Regions from separate parts of the Homo sapiens genome. Here region 1 is linked to region 2. Evidence: read pairs that join two places in POLR2A ChIA-PET (ENCODE). Cell type or tissue: Panc1. All regions are shown on one strand. Links, peaks and the distances in the headings refer to the core of each region. The heading gives the core; the rest is flanking DNA. Region 1 holds the start of LOC105376289 (a long non-coding RNA gene). Region 2 overlaps NTMT1 (N-terminal Xaa-Pro-Lys N-methyltransferase 1).

What was found. ChIA-PET counts read pairs that join two places held together with the same protein. Peaks named below come from ENCODE experiments on the same cell type or tissue, not always from the same donor. Only the 100,000 strongest peaks of a DNase experiment are listed, where the experiment ranks them.
Region 1: POLR2A ChIA-PET joins it to region 2 with 7 read pairs; 28 of 35 experiments call an interaction of 5 or more read pairs at or near these places.

Annotation. Positions count from the first base shown.
Region 1 is chr9:129,181,032-129,194,017 of GRCh38, forward strand. LOC105376289 (a long non-coding RNA gene) reads left to right here and starts at 740. Exons shown (of 2, transcript XR_007061813.1): 1 at 740-2,153. In Panc1, for the core only: no CTCF peak of the experiment used is centred there; no DNase peak of the experiment used is centred there.
Region 2 is chr9:129,628,143-129,634,701 of GRCh38, forward strand. It overlaps NTMT1 (N-terminal Xaa-Pro-Lys N-methyltransferase 1), which reads left to right. Exons shown (of 4, transcript NM_014064.4): 2 at 4,508-4,723; 3 at 5,912-6,164. The coding sequence starts at 4,562. It overlaps ASB6 (ankyrin repeat and SOCS box containing 6), which reads right to left. Exons shown (of 6, transcript NM_017873.4): 6 at 6,463-6,559. Among named protein-coding and RNA genes, the nearest start is that of NTMT1, 5.3 kb to the left of the region's middle. RefSeq lists an enhancer at 3,209-3,999. In Panc1, for the core only: no CTCF peak of the experiment used is centred there; no DNase peak of the experiment used is centred there; H3K4me3 peaks cover 309 bases; H3K27ac peaks cover 349 bases.

The DNA.
Region 1 (12,986 bases), core at 1-5,000, 450 kb before region 2:
CCTCATTCAGAGCTGTACCCCAGAACATGAATCTGGGGGCCCAGATGGGGAAACAGGGCAGGGATGGAGGTGGATTTCCACCTACAGGTTGGGGGCAGAAGGACCAGGCCCCTCACATGGGCAGCTCCTCGTGGCACCTCCTAGTCCCCCACAAGGTGAGTTTGGGGATCTTTGAAGTTCCTTTCATTCACTGGGGCCAGCTGAGAAGTGGTCAGCCTCTTCTGGGTGGCCCCATCCTCTGGGTCTGTTGGGGGCCCACACTCTGTCTCTCCTCTTTCTCAAGAACTGAGAAGTGGGCTAATGGGGAGGGCTCAGCAGTTGTGCAGCTTCATAAAAACCCTTGGTCTTTTTTGAGGTGGGCTGGGAAGGGGAGGCACCACAGCTGTCGTCAGGAAAACCTTGCTGAAGGAGGCAATGGAACAGCTGCACTATTTGGTGCCCGGGGGAGCGGTGTGGCTTGGGGGGCACATAGTAGGAATTCACAAACGTTTATAGAATGGGTGGTTTGCATGCCAGGCTTCTGCTGGGATGCATAAAGGTTCAGGGCAGCCAGTGTGTGCATGTGTGTGAGAATGTATGTGCCCACGTGTCAGGAGAAGGTACCCTCAGATCTGCACCCCACGAAGGGGAATAGGCCCAAACGAGACAAGGATGAAGGGCTGGCCTTATTTCTCTGTACACCTGAGAAAGGTTGGGGATCTCACCTTTCCCCCTGGAGCTGGGGAGGTTACATCTGGCACAGAGTCACTGCTCCCTGGAGGAAGTTAATTAATGCCTCAGTATTTACCAAGTGTCTGCTGGGGCAGCATGGAGCTGGGGCATGGAACCGCTGGGGACCTGGGCTCCCATCAAACCCCAGGTGGTGTCAGCCCTCCATCAGAGCAGTTAACACTTCACAAGTGCACATATGTCTGTGGACACCTTCTGGTCACCCGGGCTTGGTGGCAGGGGACATGGTTAGGAAGGCCCCTGATCCACAGTGGGATTTGCCCTGTTGGCTCCCGGGGGTTAACTTGGGGAAGGGGTCCATAGGCAAAAAACTGTATTGGGGTGTTGTGTTGGAGGAAGTGGGAGAGAAACTTGGAATTCACACATTCATTCATTTTTCATTTGCCTGAGAGATACTTCCAGAATCCTTCTCTGGAGTCCCTGGGAATGGGTCAGGGAACAAGATGTGATTCTGCCTTCAGAAGGCCACGATTCAGAGGGAAGCAGACAAGCTAGATAGACCAGAAAATACTGAGAGCTAAGTCTGTGATTGGAAGGACAGGGCTGGAGGAGGGCAGGTCCAAGGTCCAAGGCTGGTCTGGGAAGTGAGAAGCTGAGACCTGGAGACCAGGAAGAGGGGGGATCTTCTAGCAGCGAGAACAGCAACGAAGGGGCCCAGCCAAAGGCCGGGTCCACAGTGGGCCCTGACCTGTGGCATGAGTGAATCAATGAACCTAAGGATGCAGACAACATTGCTAGTTTGAAGGGCCCTGGAGACCAGATTGACCCCCAGCCTCAATTTCCAGATGGGTAAACTGAGGTCTGGAGAAGAGGAGGGATGTGCTCTGTGTTCAAGACATGGGACCACAGCTGGGGTTGGAAATCAGACGTCTCACCTCCGGGTCCTGCCTCTAGCTGCCCTAGTGCACTGTGTCTCTGGCTGGGAGTGTGGCTTGTTCCAGAGGGGTGGGGACCGAAACCCAGGGCTTCGGGCAGTGGCAGGGAAGGCAGAGGGTGTGGCTGGCCACAGGGGTCACTGTTGAGTCTTCTCTTTCTTAGGCTGAGGAGCCAGTGGCGCTGTAGCTGGTGGACACTGGGGAACGAGGCTAGGGCTGCGGATCTGGGGTAGCCTCCGCTGGCCCCACAGAACTTGCTCCCTGTCACTGGCCCGGGTGGAGGTTAATGACCCCCGCCCTTCGCTGTTGTCTGTGTTTTCCTAGCATAGTCCTGGGCAATAGGCCTAGTGCCCAGAAAGCCACTGTGGCCCTGGCTTCAAGGACCTTAAGTGTAATGAGAAAGACTGACAGTGGTTTGGCTCTTCTTGGAGCTCTCGCTCTTACCAGGCACTGGACCAAGTCTCCCTGAATTTCCACACCAACCTTTGAGGCAGGTTCAGTTATAATTCCCATTTCATGGATGGAGCAACCGAGGCACAGAGAGCTTGGGTGAGTTGCCTGTTCACACCGAAAGGAAGGAGACGTCACAGGGCTCTGGGGGTGGGGGGCGGGGCACTAGGAACTTCGGGAGAGGAATGAGGCTCTTTCGTTTGTCGGTCCTCTGGGTGAATTCTGCACTTGTCCATGGAGTGTGCATAGGGTACAGATGTGATATCTCACATCTGGGGTCCCTGCTCCAGCATCTGGCAAAGGCTGCGTGTTCATTTGTTCATTCATTCATTCATTCATTCATTTATTCACCATGGGCTGAATGCTGGCTAATGTGTAGGGGCTGTGCTAAACTGTGAGGAGCAGGGCAGGCAGATGTCACTCCCCTGAGCCATGCTGAGGCATCCTTGATTCTTTGGAGCCAGATCTGATTGACTAGTGGTGTCTGCCTGGAGCCCTGGGTGCTCCAATTGATTAGTGATGTCTGCCAAGGGCTCAGCTGGAGCTTTTAGGGCAAGCCTGCTGGGAGGTGCTCTGGGGTGAGGATGGGGTGTCCTTCAGTGCTCTGCACATCTGGGTGGCCTAACAGATAGGGTGGAGACTGGGGGGATGGGGGCTGGAGAAATGGGTTCTAGCTTCAGATTGGCCTTGTTATCCTTAGGGAACGCAGATTGCTTCTCTCGGGCCTCAGTTTCCTCATTTGTCACCTGACTCACAAGTGCTTTGAACGTTGAGAGGCACTGTGAAGGGATTAGTACTGAGCTGAGACCGGAAACTTCCCCTGCCCTCTTTTCTCCTTTCTCAAGATCCTGCCTGGAGCTGAGCACTCTGGGCAGGCCAGAGTTAATCCTGGGCCGGGCTGGTGTGTGTGTGTGTGTGTGTGTGTGTGTGCAAGAGTGTGTGTGTGAGTATGCGTGTGTGCATGTGAGTATAAGAGTGTGTGCATGTGTGTGCACATGTGTGAGAGAGAGTGTGTGTGTGTGTGTGGTGGTGGCAGCTCAGCTTTCCTGGCTGAGTTGTTTATAACTCACTCAGTACAGACCTTTGTCCCTTCCCCAGCTCAGCTGGGAGTTTCTAAGGAGTGAGAAGCTCCTTGAGTCTTAGGAATCCTATAATTTTTTTTTCTTTTTTTTTTTTCATTTGAGTGGTGGGAGCTGGCGTACGTGCCTCTCTCCTCCCCACTCCCCACTCCATGAGTAATAACTGTAGACACCATCGTGTCAGGCCCAGGACAACGTGTAACATGTATTATTTGTCATTAATCCTCCAAAGGATCTCACGAGGCGATGGTACTGCATTCCCCCTTTCCCAGACTGAGACCTGGGGAAGTGAGGTTGCACACCTGGAGCCACACCTCTCTCGCTGCTATGTGGGTCCCATCCTCTGGTCTGAGCTTCATCCATCTTTGCCAGCTGTGCTTCGCCCTGGCTCTTTCCACCATTCATTCATTTCCTCACTTGCTCAGTGGTCCTTTCACAAATATTAAGTGCCTACTGTGTGCCACAGCAGCCCCTGCCATCGTGAGCCTCATGTGCAGGCATTCCAGATGGAAAAACAAGCAAGCAGTAAGTAAGCAGATAAATAAATAAGCTTGCGAGGAGGGGATAAGGGAAGTCAGCCAGGCTTGGGGTGGGGCCTAGAGGGAGGGGAGAGTGTCTGGCTCCCAGGCCTCCCACCACCGTCTGGTGCTCCCTGGTGGGCCTGTCCCCCTTCTCAGCTCCCAGACTCTCCAGCCGTCGGTTCTGAAGCTCAAGCTGCACTGGTGCCCCTCCTGCTCCCCACCCTAGTGAATTCTTAATGCTACTTGCACGGAACAAAGCAGTTTTGGTTTTCGTTTTGAGAGCATTTCTCAAAAAATCATTTCTCAAGTGTGTGTGAGGAGAGAGTAGGAGAGCACAGCGAACCCCGGCTGTCTGCCCTCAATTCCTCTCCCAAGCTCCTTTTCATTCCTGTTTAATTTTTTTGAAAAAATGGGGCCAATTAGAATTTCAGTTCCTGACCTTGTGTTGGTGAAAGGGCACCAGGCAGGGCCCTTGACATCTGTGTCCTGTGTCCACCCAGCCCCTTGGGGGCTCAGGCGCTGTCATTGCCTTCGTCATACAGATGAGGAAACTGAGGCATAGGAAGAAGTTTCCGGTCAGGGGCCTCCCACCGAGTGGCGGACTGGAGCGGGGCATGATCCATACTCAGACCTCTCAGCCAGCCTCTTTCCGTACTCCACACTGGCTAGCCCATCACACACACACACACAGACACACACACATGCACACGCACACATCCTACACATACACAAACATGCATGCACACACACGCACCCAAATGTACACATGCTCACAGAAACATACACAAACACATGCACACACCACACATGCACACACAGACACACAAACATGCACACACATGTGCACACACAAACATGATGCGCACACCCACACCCACATATACACATGCTCACACGCACACACACCCTGCACACACCACATATGCACACACATGCACACACAAACATGATGTGCACACAATGCACTCACATATACAAATGCCCACACACATGCACACACACACCCTGCACATACACAAATGCATGCACACACACAGACACACAAACATGCAAACACATGCACACGCACACACCCTGCACACACACACACGGCACACACACATCGTACACACACAGCACACACACGCACATGCACTCACACACACACTTGGGGCTAAGTGAGCTGCCCACAGTCACAATGCCGGCCTCAGGAGGGTAGAAACGAGGGAGGGCGCCTGGCCTGTGGCTTCAAAGGGGCAGAGAAGAGGAGGGAGAGAGATGTGCATTGGGGAGAGTGGAACCTCGTGGTTTGAGGAGGGGGCAGGGCCTTCTCCCAGAACTGACCCCAGAATGTGGCACAGTGGGTCTCTCTGTCTTGTGTCCCGGGTGATGGCCCCCAGTACCCTCTCCTTAGTTTATTTCCTGAGTACTTGCCGTGTCCTCGCCACTAAGTTTTTTGCTTGATGAATCATCTCTGTGAATCCTCCTGATAGAATCTGCAGCAGAGGTACTTTCATTACCACGCCCATTTCACAGGCCGGGAGGCTGAGGCTCAGAGAGGGTAAGCGACTGCACCTTAGACTGGCTTGTCTCCACAGCCAGCTTGCTTAACCCTGACACCTGGCAGGGGAGGGGCGGGGGGCAGGCACTTAACGGGAAGCAGAAGGTGGCTTCCAGGACTCAGAATGGAGGCGCGGGAATATCTGTGTAACCCTGACAATCCTCTACGCTGCTCTTGCTCATTCTTGCAGCCTGGTTTCATGGGTTCCTAGTGCTCTGCTCCGTGGCTGCTCCTCCAGGGACAGCTGCAATGGCCCAGCCTGGTGTCTCATCTTCCCTTCTTGCTGCCTTCATCCTTCCTCATGGCAGCGTCTCTCCTCAGTTCCTGATTTTTCTGCTTGGCAACGAGGACATCTTATTTATTTATTTTATTTATTTAAGAGGGAATCTCACTCTGTTGCCCAGGCTGGAGTGCGGTGGTACGATCTTGGCTCACTGCAACCTCCACCTCCTGGGTTCGAGTGATTCTCCTGCCTCAGCCTCCTGAGTAGCTGGGATTACAGGCGCACGTCACCACATCCGGCTAACTTTCGTATTTTTAGTAGTGATGGGGTTTTGCCATGTTGGTCAGGCTGGCCTTGAACTCCTGACCTCAAGTGATCTGTCCACCTCAGCCTCCCAAAGTGCTGAGATTACAGGTGTGTGAATTACAGGCGTGTGAGCCACCACACCCGGCCCAACGAGGACATCTTTAGTCCTATTGCCTCATTCGTAAGAAAATGGAAGGGATTTTTATAAAGGGCTGTGTGAGATGAGCTATGCTTTGTTGCAGTAACAAATAATTCCTGCTGGACAGTGTGGTTCACCCAGCTACTCTGAAGGCTGAAGTGGGAGAATCTTTTGAGGGCAGGAGTTCAAGACCAGCCTGGGCAACATAGTAAGACCCCTGTCTGTAAAACAAAAACAAACTTCCTGCATCTTTGAGGCTTGATCCAATGAAAGTCTCCTTCTTTCTCTTTTTGAAGGATGTTATATGGGGAAGCCCTAATTGGCATCCCTCCCTTCCATTGGCCAGAGCTGGGTCATGTGTCATCAGCTAGCTGCAAGGGAGCCTGGGAAATTTAGTCCTCAGGTGTGCTCCAGGACTGGCAGCCCTATTTCTCCACATCCAAATGACCTGGTTCAGTGAATACACAGCGTTGCCACTGACACAGGGCCTTGAACAATGAAAAAGTGGATCTTTGACTGGTTCATTGATCACAAAAATAAGCTATGATGCTCTCAGCTGGTGGTAGGGGTGAGGGCATAGTGGGCACCTCTCATCACACAGCTACTAAGAAAATGTTTATTTTTTAACCTGTCTGTCCATCTCCCCCATTAGACTGTAAATTCCCTGAGGACAGGTCCATAAGTCTCTGCTTGGCAGCTTCCTTAGTCCTTGACAAATAATAGATGCCCAATTAGTATTTTCTCAATGAACAAACATTGCCTTCTTGAAAGGATTTTGGTGAACAACTGTTTAGCTTCTCATGCATCAGATGTGTACAAAAATATATTTTCACATCACAGCAGTCTAGCATGAAGCCCTTTTTTTTTTGAGACAGGGTCTTGCTCTGTTGCCCAGGCTGGAGTGCAGTGGTGTGATCGTGGTTCACTGCAACCTCCGACTCCCGGGCTCAAGAGATTCTCCCGCCTCAGTCTCCTGAGTAGCTCGGAATAAAGGTGCACGCCAGCATGCCTGGCTAATTGTTGTATTTTTTTTTTTTTTGGTAGAGATGGGGTTTTGCCATGTTGCCCAGGCTGGTCTCAAACCCCTGGGCTCAAATGATCTGCCTCCTTAGCCTCCCAAAGTGCTGGGATTACAGGCATGAGCCACCATGCCTGGCTGAAGGCCCTCTTTTAAAAAAAGTTTTAATCAGTCTTGTCCTTCTGCTAAGGTTGAGCACTGCTGTTTAATCAACAAGCATCATTCTTTTATTTTTCTTGAGACAGAGTCTTGCTCTGTCGCTCAGGCTAAAATGCAGTGGTGCGATCTCGGCACACTGCAACCTCTGCCTCCCAAGCTCAAGTGATTCTCCTGCCTCAGCCTCCCAGGTAGCTGGGATTACAGGCGCCCAACAACATGCCGGCTAATTTTTGTATTTTCAGTAGAGACAGGGTTTCACCATATTGGCCAGGCTGGTCTTGAAGTCCTGACCTCAGGCGATCCACCCGCCTCGGCCTCTCGAAGTGTTGGGATTACAGGCTTGAGCCACTGCACCCGGCCCCATTCACTGTTGATTCATTCACTGATTCTTTGATGACTAGAGGGATGGATCGATTCACTCCTTCAGCGGACATTTGTTGAGTATCTACTATGTCTGATGCCCTTTCCAAGACAGAAGAGAAGGGGAAGGGACAGTGGCTTGCAATATACCCACAGAGACGGGGTTTTCTAATTGTCTAATGAAATCGATAATATTTAATTCTATGAAACCACAGCTTGATGGTCTCACCGTAATATCATACACTGAATTTAATCTATTCTAAGTCACCACCTTCCTCCCATATCTAACATCTCTAAAATTGAGAAGTGTCTTACCATTGATAACACCTTCGATTTGGCAAAGTCAGGCCATTATACTCATTGGACTAGTTAACGTTTATCTATCTATCTATCTATCTATCTATCTATCTATCTATCTATCATCTATCTATCTATCTATCTACCTATCTGATGGAGTCTTGCTCTTGTTGCCCAGGCTGGAGTGCAGTGGCGTGATCTTAGCTCACTGCAACCTCTGCCTCCCGGATTCAAGTGATTCTCCTGCCTCAGCCTCCCGAGTAGCTGGGATTACAGGCGTGTGCCACCACACCCCGCTAATTTTTGTATTTTTAGTAGAAACGAGGTTTCACCATGTTGGTCAGGCTGGTCTGGAACTCCTGACCTCAAGTGATCCTCCTGTCTTGGCCTCCCAGAGTGCTGGGATTACAGGCGTGAGCCACCACGCTCGGCCTGTTCATTTACTTTTTTATAGCCTAAGTGAACACTGAGATAATGAACATTTACAAGGCAGGCATGACATACAGCATGCCCCATCATCTCACACTTAGTGACTAGTTAGTTCTGTCCCTGTGTTGGTTAGGGCGGCCTATTAGGGTCACGGAGAGGGGAAGGGAACCATTGTTTCTTTCGAACTGAGTATATATTTGGCAGTGTGCTTGTTCATGACACAAGATTTTTAAAAACACCCCACCAAGCGCTTGTATCATCTCCATTTTACGGGGGATTTTAAGAGACCAGGGCTTTGCTGGAATCCCTCATTGGAAGAGCTGCGGTTCCAACCAGTGCTGCCCTATTCCGGAGCCCATACTCTGAATCACCCTCCACTGCTGCGTGCAGATGCCCACGCTGGGATGCAGTCGCCAGCCCCATTTCGAAAGAGGGAACTGAGGTCCACAGAGCTCACCTGCTCTTCTTAGACTCACAACGTCAGAAAGTCATAGGGCTGGGGTGTGAACCCCAGTCTCTTATTTCCCAGAACCCAAATGCTAATGGCTCTACTCTCCTGCATCTGGCTTCCCCAGGGCCTTAAAAATGAGGCTGGACTGACAGGGGGAGGGTCCTGAGACCAAGCCTGGAAAGGGAGTCTCTTTGAGCCCTTCTGTCTTTAAGATTCGGGATGAGGATGCCCGGGGCATGCCCGCCATGCCCACTAGGTTAGTTTTGGGCCAGAGGGAATCAGATTCTGATGAAGCTGAAAAGGCAGCTGATAAAATGAGTGACAGCAGCCTTTCTTACAGCATCAGAGGGGCCCGGTGATGGGAGGCGATCCTTGTGAACATTTTAGTGGGACTTAAGCAGTTTTGGAAACTCCATAACTAAATTTGATTGTAAACAAGCATGAGAATAGGCTGGGTGGGGTGGCTCAGGCCTGTAATCCCAGTGCTTTGGGACAGCAAGGCAGGTGGATTGCTTGAGGCCAAGAGTTTGAGAGCAGGCTGGGCAACATAGCGAGATCCCATTTCTACAGATAAAAAAGACTTAAACAAGGCCAGGTGCGGTGGCTCACACCTGTAATCCCAGCACTTTCGGAGGCCGACGCGGGTGGATCACGAGGTCAGGAGTTTGAGACTAGTCTGACCAACATGGTGAAACCCAGTCTCTACTAAAAATGCAAAAATTAGCTGGGTGTGGTGGCAGGTGCCTGTAATCCCAGCTACTCAGGAGGCTGAGGCAGGCGAATTCCTTGAACCCGGGAGGCAGAGGTTGCAGTGAGCTGAGATTGCGCCACTGGACTCCAGCCTGGGCGACAAAGCGAGACTCCATCTCAGAAAACAAACAAAAAACAACAACAAAAAAAATCCAAAGACTTAAACAAAACTTTAAAAAATGTGTATAGCTCTGACAGTAGGCTTTGTGCTGAACTCCCTGGCATGGGTTCCACCTCTTCTCTGTTGAGGAAGAGTCCTGCGGTTTAGGTGGTATTGGCCTCACTCCCCAGTTCCAGGACTGGCAGCCCCATTTCCCCACTGGGCAGGAGTGGGACAGAACCCAGGTCTAAAGACAACCAACACAGAGTTTAGGTACTATTTGATTCCTATGAGGTAGGAATTTCCATCAGCTCCATCTTACAGATAAGAAAACTGAGACTCAGGCTGGCTGCAGTGGCTCACGCCTGTAATCCCAGCACTTTGGGGGGCTGAGGCGGATGGATCATTTGAGGTCAGGAGTTTGAGACCAGCCTGGCCAACATGGTGAGACCCCGTCTCTACTAAAAATACAAAAATTAGCCAGGTGTGGTGGCGCATGCCCGTAATCCCAGCTACTTGGGAGGCTGACGCGGGAGAATTGCCTGAACCAGGGAGGCAGAGGTTGCAGTAAGCCGAGGTTGGCCACTGCACTCCAGCCTCGGTGACAGAGTGAGACTCTGTCCCCCCTCCAAAAAAAAATGTGGAGAGGAGACACATGGAGATGACTTGAATCTAACCCACAGCTTGGAACGTGGTTTGGCTGATTCACAACTTGGAACAAAACTACCCAGTTGAGCCCAGGCTAGACCAGGCAAACTGCAGTCAACTTACAGACCCATGAATGTGAGAATAAATGTTTGTGCAGGCCTTTGAAAATTTGACATTGTTACACAGCATCCTTACGGCAAAAGCTGACTGGTACATAAATATTAAGTGACTTGATTAAGGCCATACATCTGATTTGTGGAAGAGCCAGAGTCTAGAATTTTGGCCTCCTTGGACTCGCCAGCCAGCGCTTATCTGGATGCTTCAGGAAAGGCATCAAATTGCAACCAGTAATGAGAAGAGCACCGGAGGTGACACTCCCTGTAGGCATCGGGGCTTTTTCTAGCTTTCTTTCTTTCTTTCTTTTTTTTTTTTTTTTTGGAGACGGAGTTTGGCTCTGTTGCTCAGGCTAGAGTACAAGGGCACAATCTCGGCTCATGCAACCTCTGCCTCCCAGGTTCAAGTGGTTCTCCTGCCTTAGCCCCCCGACTAGCTGGGATTATAGGCATGGACCACCATGCTGGGCTAATTTTGTATTTTTAGTAGAGATGGGGTTTCACCATGTTGGCCAGGCTGGTCTTGAACTCCTGACCTCAAGTGATCCGCCCACCTCAGCCTCCCAGAGTGCTGGGATTACAGGCGTGAGCCACCGTGCCTGGCCGTAGCTTGCTTTCTTTGTCTAATGGAGACAGTAAACCTGCTGTACAGAAACACATCGCTGACTACTCTTTGCATTTCATCACCATAGGCAAGTTTGGAGATGGATAATTTTTGGAGGGAAAACTATTAGTAATTTTTCTGTTGTATGAGCTTTAAGGAAATTTGGCAAGACAACTACAGGTTCTCAGAAGTTTTTTTTTTTTTTGAGACAGAGTCTCACTCTTTCACCCAGGCGGGAGAGTGGTGGCGTGATCTTGGCTCACTGCAAGCTCCACCTCCCGGGTTCACGCCATTCTCCTGCCTCAGCCTCCCAAATAGCTGGGACTACAGGCGCCCGCCAACATGCCCAGCTAATTTTTTGTATTTTTTAGTAGAGATGGGGTTTTACTGTGTTAGCCAGGATGGTCTCGATCTCCTGACCTCGTGATCCACCTGCCTTGGCCTCTCAAAGTGCTGGGATTATAGGGATGAGCCACCGCGCCCAGCTGGTTCTCAGAATTTTTTTGCCTTCTCAGAGGCTGTTTAATTGGTAAGCCAACTTTCTGTTTAAAAAGTCTCTTTCTTAAAAACGTGATACATTTTAGATGCATTTGTGAATATGAATTGTCCTTTGAGTGTTGCTTTGGCTGCATCCTATAAGTTGTAGTATGCAATACTCTCATTTTATTTAATGTCCAAATAGGGTGAAACATCAAAATAGTATGTAATTTTTTTTGAATCCCCTCTTTATTTCAGGAGTTATTCGGGAGACGGTTTTCAAGTTTCCACCAAGTTAGATTTTTAAAAATAAATTTCTGTGTGAGGTTGAGGTGAGAGGATCACTTGAGGCCAAGAGTTTAAGACCAGCCTGGGCAACATAGTGAGAACCTGTCTCTACAAAACATAAAAACTTAGCCAGGTGTGGTGGTGTGCACCTGTGCCTAGCTACTTAAGAGGCTGAGGTGGGAAGATTGCTTGAGCCTGGGACATTGAGGTGGCAGTGAGCTATGATGACACCACTGAACTCCAGCCTGGGCAACAGAGTAAGACCCTATCTCAAAAAAATTAAAAACCATCACCACCACCACCAACAATCAATCTCTAGCTGTTAATTTAACATTTCCATTTCATTGTGTTGAGAATGTATCTTATTTAGGAACCCATTGAAATCTTCTTTGTGCCCTAATACCATGATAATTAAATGTTCTGTGGGATTATTATTTTCAAGAGTGCAAGTTTTTGACAGCTCTGAATACCTGCAAATACTTGCAATCCAAGGACTCCCCTCTGCTTCCTGGCATCATATACAAGGATTTGAACTGAAAATTGGGGGGACATTTGTTTTAAGAGAAAATTCCCCAAGTTCCAGCCCAGCCAGGTGTCTGTTTCTGCTGGTGACTTTGGGCTCTTCTGAAGAGCTGGGTTTTGTTGGTTGGCTCCTGTGGTGTTGTTATAACAAACATGAATGAGTCCTGCAAACAGGAGGTCCAAATGGAAGAAGCACTTAATTAATATTTGACTCCTGCTGGGCATGTTTAGGGGTGGGTAGAGGAGGCTGATTTTTGGTTTTCTGGTTTATTCACTTTTCTGCTTTCCCCTCTGCTAATTACTGCATTACGCTCTCCTCTTTATTGATACAATTTGCATTTTAAAAGTGATCTGGGAGATGCGGAAAGACTATTTGGCCACAACGAACTTTTCACAAATCAAATGATCCTCCCCAGCTTCTTGTACGGGCAGTTTCCTGGTCTGCACAGCCATGGCCTCAGTGCTGCGGCCCCATTAGTAGTTTGGTACACCTGGTTGAGAGCGCGGCTCTGCCAGTGACTAGTGTGGAATAACAGTCACCAGGGTTTGCTGGGTTCTCACCTGCTGCTAAGCGCTCCCATCTCATCGCCTTCATGGCTCTGCTGTGGGGGTGGGACTTACACTCCCCCATTTTCCAGGGAAGGAAACCGAGATTTGCACAGGCTAAGCCAGTGCTTCTCAGACCTGGCTGTGCCTCAGAATCACAGCAGGGCTTGTTCATGACACAGAGTCTCAGGAGGGAGGGCCAGGTCACACTGACCCAAACTTGAGTCTAATCCGCACTTCCCTCTTGTCCTCCCTGTCACCTAGCACTTCCTGCCTCCCAGGGGCAGCTGGGGGTTCTCTGAGTTCCAGAAAGAGGGAGACATGGGAACAGGTGAGGACGCAGGGGACAGAGCTGCCTCACG
Region 2 (6,559 bases), core at 1-5,000:
GTGCTCTGGAGCAGAGTGTAGCAGGACCACCTGCTGTTGGCTGACTGACCTTGCTGTTCCCTCAGACTCTTAGGGACCTCCTCCTGCCCCACTCCAATCTGGACACCACGAGGCAAAATGTAGCCAGGACCCCAGGAATCCCGTTTATTAATGAATCAGCTGTTAGGGCAGATGTCAAAGTCAGGCTTGCTATTTCCCGGCCAGGATGTGCCTCCCCTGGCTTGTTCCCAGAATTTGCGTGTAAGTGGAATTCTTGTAAATTAGATTATTCAGGGGACCCTGACATTTAAAGGAATCATGTTACAAGGCTTTTGGTAAAGCACAGAATTATATTGTCGGTAGCAGCCTTCAGGCCTTCAGTATTTACCAGTTCTGAATGGTTGGACTTTTGTCTGTAGGATTTTCTTAGAGTGGAAAATGGCTATAGCTGCACAAAGCCCATTCTTGCATTATTTGGCAACCAGTTAGTCAATGCCCACCTGGTATCAGGCACTGGGCTAATGGTGTACAAGGTAATGTCTCTACCCCCAGGAAGCTGCATGCTGGGAGAGGAGACGGATGGAGTCCAGCCTGGTATGTGTTTGCCCCCAGATTTATTCTGTTCATTTGATCAGAGGTGAACTTTCTGTTGAATATTTGTGTTTCATGGGATGCAAGAGAAGCATGGTGATAAATCTCAAATGTTGCCACTGCTCTCAGGAGCTCCCCGGCCAGGCGAGAGAGAGAACTGAATACAAAACCTTCAGTTTGCCAAGTTGGGCGGTGAGAGGGAGACAGGCTTGCTCTCGCCATGGTCCAGTCTGAATGGGAGTTGTGCCAGCATGGTGTGGAAGAGTAGTAGTTCGTTTTTTAACCTTTGTCTTTAATTTTCCCAGCCACCAAGTGTTTTTTGTTTTTTGAGACAGGGTCTCGCTCTGTTGTCCAGGCTGGACTCAAACTCCTGGGCTCAAGCAGTCTTCCCACCTCAGCCTCCCAAAGGGCTCAGGTTATAGGTTATAGGTTATAGAGTAGTTTTGAATGCCGTCCTCTCTTGAGTGACTGATGGAGGGCTGTGACATGGTTGCTCCGGTACCTGCTGGCAGAGGGGCAGGCAGCCCACCTAACCTGGTCCTTACGCCATCAGACCATAGCAGCCACCAAACCCAGCTACATGGTGACATTCAGATTGGTGGCCCTTTTTCCTGTCAGCTACCCGGGCACATCTAGCAGTCTTGAGGATTGGCAGGTCTGGTGGGAAGAAGAATTCATTCTTCTTCTTCTTTTTTTGACACAATGTCTCACTCTGTTGCCCAGGCTGGAATGCAGAGGCAGGATCATGGCTCACTGCAGCCTTGACCTCCCAGGCTCAAGTGATCCTCCCACCTCAGTCTCCCTAGTAGCTACTAGAATGTGTGTATTTTTGACAGAGATGGGGTTTCTGAGCCGTGGGCTTCTTTCTCCTTCCGGCAGTGTTGTTCCCAGTGCTGGGACACCAGTGTGGGAGCTTTGTGGTCAGCTTGCGGGGAGGGTGTTATGTGCAATATTTAGAACTAAGGTCCTCCCCAGCCTGTTACCCCAAAGGGCTCCCTGATTGGTGAAGTGACTGCTGCCTTTCTTCATTGTGGCTGAAACCCTTGTGCGTGAACAGTAAAGTGAGGGGTCAGTCTGCGAGCGGATTCAAGAATCTGAAGAGGGAAGCCAGGTGCAGTGGCGTGCGCCTGTAATCTCAGCTACTTGGGAGGCTGAGCAGGGAGGATGGCTTGAGCCCAGGAGTTTGGGGCCAGCCTGGGCCACATAGTAAGACCCCATCTCAAAAAAACAAGAATCTGAAGAGAAGTTTAAGCAGGCTTCTCTCTAGGCACAGCCAAAGGATTCTGCTAAGGGTGAGAAGACCCAATCACGGATCTAAGAAGAACCCCGTTGCATCTGTTAGAAGTATTCTTGAGCTGGCTGGGCGGGGTGGGCCTACTGCTTCTGGAAAGTTCCTTCTCTTTCAGGACAGGTTCAGAATATAGTAGTGCAGAATATAGTTCTGGGGCCAGTAACAAATTTGACCAATGAAAAATCTTGGCTGGGTGCAGTGGTTTCTGCCTGTAATCCCAACACCTTGGGAGGCTGAGGCAGGTGGATTGCTTGCAGCCAGGTGTTTGAGACCAGCCTGGGCAACGTGGCAAAACTCCATATCTACAGAAAATACAAAAGTTAGCCAGGTGTGGCGGTATGTGCCTGCAGTCCCAGCTACCCTGGAGGCTGAGATGGGAGGATCACCTGAGCTGTACTCAAGTCTGGCGACAGTGAGACCCTTTCTAAAAAAAAAGAAGAAAAAATTCTCCAGCTTGTCTTGTGTTTAGTTTCCCTTCTCTTTCCTCATAGTTGCTTCCCAAAGGCCTCGTGCTCCTTCTCAGGGCATTTTCCCGTTTCCCTCTGACCACTTCTCTTGAAGCCCCTAGAGTGTTCCTGGGTCTTAAGCTTTGAGTTGTGTTTGAGGACTGTACCCGAGTTCCATATGTGGACTCTTCCGTGTTGACCCTGTAGCTCCAGGAGTCAGGCAGACGGTCTTGGACCTACGATTTGTCAACTTTGGCGACAGGCATTTGCTAGAAGCCCCCTGCTCTCCTCGTGTGGAGGCAGCACGTGCGAGGCGGTGAGCTGCAGCTCCCAGTCAGCTGCGCGTTTTCCACCGAGGGTATTTTCCCTTTACCATGGGTTTATCAGGATGTAGCAGCTGCTGCTGCTGGGATTCCTACCACCCACTGTTGCTGTGTGTCCTCAGCACGGCCACTGCCATTCTCACTCTGCCTCCTTTAGGTTAGGCCTTGGCAGTGTGGGAAACACATCAGCCGAGAGTTGGTGCCCAGCATGCACTCGAGGCCACCCTCATCCAGGCCCCGTCTGCCTTTCCGAGCTCACCTTCCACAGTCTTCCCCCGCTCCACTCTCCGCCCTCTGATGGCCCATGCTGTCCCACGGCTGCTCCCTCTGTCTGCCCCACCCCCTCCAGCACTCCCTGTGCTTGGCTGCCCAGCTCGGGCTGCCTCCTCCAGGCGGCTGCCCCTATCTGCTGTTGGGAGGAGATTCCTCTGCCCTTTGAGTGTCCTCGACACTTTGTGGGTCCATGAGAATCCTTATTTTTCTGCTGTGTATTTTCTTTCCCTTTGTTCTTTGTCCTCCTGGACTAGAGCTCTCTGAGGTCTTGGCAAGCCTCACAGCAACTAGAACAGCCCCTAAGCGTGGTGTGCCTTGGTGACAGCACTGTGCCTTGGGAAGCTTATGGCAGAATGGCCACCCGTGGAGCACGGAGCCGCCCAACTGTCATCGCTGTCCTGAAGGGTGAGGTGGGCCTGGGCTCTGCTGCCAGGACCCAGCTGAGGCTTTCTAGTTCTCTCTCCTTCTACCGTGGCAACCGTCTCCTCATCCCCCTGCCATCTCCACCGCCGCCAGCAGTCTTCAGAAGCATCGGTCTTCCCGGGCCACTCTCTGTTGGGCCTCAGGGTGGTTGACTCATTGCTCTGTAGGATGCAGTCGAAACTGCTAGAGTTGACTGTGAGACCAGGAACTGGCAGCCGCGAGGGCTGTCTGTCCTTCCCTCCAGGAGCAGTGCCGTCGCCCTCCACCTACTGCGCTTATTCTTGCCCATCCATCGGTTTCAGCTTACGCGTCCCCTCCTCAGGGATGCCTTCCCTGGTCCCCGCACCCGACTCCACTTCCTCCCTCCGTGCTCTGCTGGCACTGGCGCTTCTCCTCTGCAGCCCTCCCTGCAGGTGTGGTTGTGTCTGTAGAATTGTTTTCTGCCTGGCTGGCTGCCTGGTTCACAGCCCGGTGCCTGGCACAGAGTCCCCACTCCTTGTTAACGGAGGACTGGACCCCACCGTGAGTTGTTGCTGTGCTCTGAGCCAGAGGAAGGGAGGCGTGGAAGCTTCCCTGGCCCTCCAGGGTCTGCTGGTGCTCTCGGCTTTGCGGTCGTTTCTCTTTATTGATCAGGGTTTTCTGTGCCCTGAAGCCACTGAGTCAGGTGTCATATAGAGCATATCAAGAACTTGAAGCCAGGCCAGGCACATGGGCTCACACCCGTAATCCCAGCACTTTGGGAGGCCAAGGTGGGAGAATCTCTTGAGGTCAGGACTTCAAGACCAACCTTTGTAACATAGTGAGACCCCATCTCTACAAAAAATAATTAGCCAGGCATGGTGGCACACAACTGTAGTCCTAGCTGCTCCGGAGGGTGAGGTGGGAGGGTCTCTTGAGCTCGGGAGTTGGAGGCTGCATTGAGCTATGATCACACCACTGCACTCCAGAAAAAATAAAAATGTAAAAGAACTTGAAGCCAGGACTTGGGGCGGGTGCTCTGAGTGCAAAAGACAGAAGATGCTGTTATCCAAGGGGTAGAAGCAGATTTGGGGACCCTGGACTTCTCTCTGCACTCAGCAGGATGTGTGACTTGTGAAGCCTGGTGTGAGACTGGCCCTCTGCCCTGGGGGCCTTTCTGCCAGGTCCCTGGCCCGCTGACTCACGCCCCCTTCCTTACCCAGGAGAGTCGCGGTTGCTGATCGTGGTGCTTGAGTAGAGCCGTGGTTGGTGACAGCATGACGAGCGAGGTGATAGAAGACGAGAAGCAATTCTATTCCAAGGCCAAGACCTACTGGAAACAAATCCCACCCACGGTGGACGGCATGCTTGGGGGGTATGGCCACATCTCCAGCATCGACATCAACAGCTCCCGGAAGTTTCTGCAGAGGTTTTTGAGGGTAGGCAGGTCTGGCGTGCTCTCCAGGAGAGGCTGTGGCTCTGGTGGCACTGCCGAGTCCATGTGGGGTGCCACCTTTTACACATGTAACACTGCAGGATTGTTGGCTATCTCTTGGTACCTACCCCAAAGCCTTGAGGAGCTGGGCTGGGTGGGCACAGTGGGGTAACTTCTAGATTGTGGACTTAGCCTCAGGGTTACCAGACAGGAGCTGGCTGTTAGGCAGAATTGAGGTGCCTGAATTGGGCAAACCTCTCTTCAACTGTTGGGTTTTGCCAGGGACGAAACCCTTGCTCTCCTGCCATGTCCACGGGTGTTTGGACTGAGGGTGTTGGCTATTCTGGACGAAGACTCCTAGTTATGTGCCATGGTTTCCACCCTCTGCTCCACCCCCAGCCTTTTCTGTACCAGGCTGGGACCCCCAGTCCTGGAGCCCCCCACCTTCTTGTCTCATGGCTGGCACTGGAGGCTGCTGTTGGCCACCTGCTCCATCCAGCGCCTCCCCTCCCTCCATGTTCCCTCTCTGCACCCTTGTTCACCTGTTGCCCCGCTTCCATTCTCCCCATTCCTCTCTGCCGTTGTTTACCTGGAGACTCAGGAGAGATTAGTGCACCTGTTCAAGTTATCACCTTTAAGTGGAAATTAGCTTTCATTTAGAAATGTGTGGCCCAGGGCAGGGGCAGTGGCTCACTCCTGTCATCCCAGCCCCTTGGGATGCCAAGGTGAGAGGATTGCTTGAGCCCAGGAGTTTGAGACCAGCCTGGGCAACAGACCGAGGCCCCGTCTCTACAAAAAATACAAAAAAAAAAAAATGAGTTGGGCATGGTGGCGCATGCCTGTAGTCCCAGCTACTTGGGAGGCTGAGGTGGGAAGATGGAGGATGGCTTGAGCCCAGGAGTTCGAGGCTACAGTGAGCCATGATCCCACCACTGCATTCCAACCTGAACAGAATGCAGAATGCAACCTGAACTTTCAAAGATAAAGGAATGTGTGGCCCAGCAGTGTGTCCTCCCATGCTCATCCCCTCGACTCCGTACAAGCTGGCAGCCAGCACAGACCTCCCCACCAGTGCTCAGCTTGTGCGGAGTCCTGGAATCCTGACTTGAGTCTAAGTCCTAGGGCTCGTGAGGAAGGGCCGCACGTGCGGTGACAGGGTCCCTCTGATAGGTTATATGCCTCTGCTTTTCAGGAAGGCCCGAACAAGACAGGAACGTCCTGTGCCCTGGACTGTGGAGCTGGCATTGGGAGGATCACCAAGCGGCTGCTCCTGCCGCTGTTCAGAGAGGTGGATATGGTCGACATAACGGAGGACTTCCTGGTTCAAGCCAAGACCTACCTGGGGGAGGAGGGCAAGAGGGTGAGGAACTACTTCTGTTGTGGGCTCCAGGACTTCACCCCGGAGCCGGACTCTTACGACGTGATCTGGATCCAGTGGGTGATAGGTGAGGGTTCCACCGCCCTTCCCTGCTCACCTGTATGTCTCCTGCCACTCGCGTTCCCCATAAGGTGTCAGGACCAGGGCTTTGCACTCCTGCAGCAAGTGGGCCAGTGAGGATTCCCCACCCCGCCCAGGCCCACCCCCACCCCGTACTTCCCAGGACTGAGGGACAGGCTCGGCCTAAAAGGTAGATTTCTTCCTTCTAGGTTTTGTTTCAGTTGAATACCTGCTACCATCCATTTGGGTGCAGTTTTTTGTTGAAAAAATTTTAATGGCCAATAACTTACTGCATTCAAAGTGAGGAGTTTTATAAGGGTTTTATTTTTAATAAGATGAATAGTTTAAGCTTCGTGTCTAGCCCTGCACCCTCTTAGCCTAACAGCACACCTCGAGCGCTGT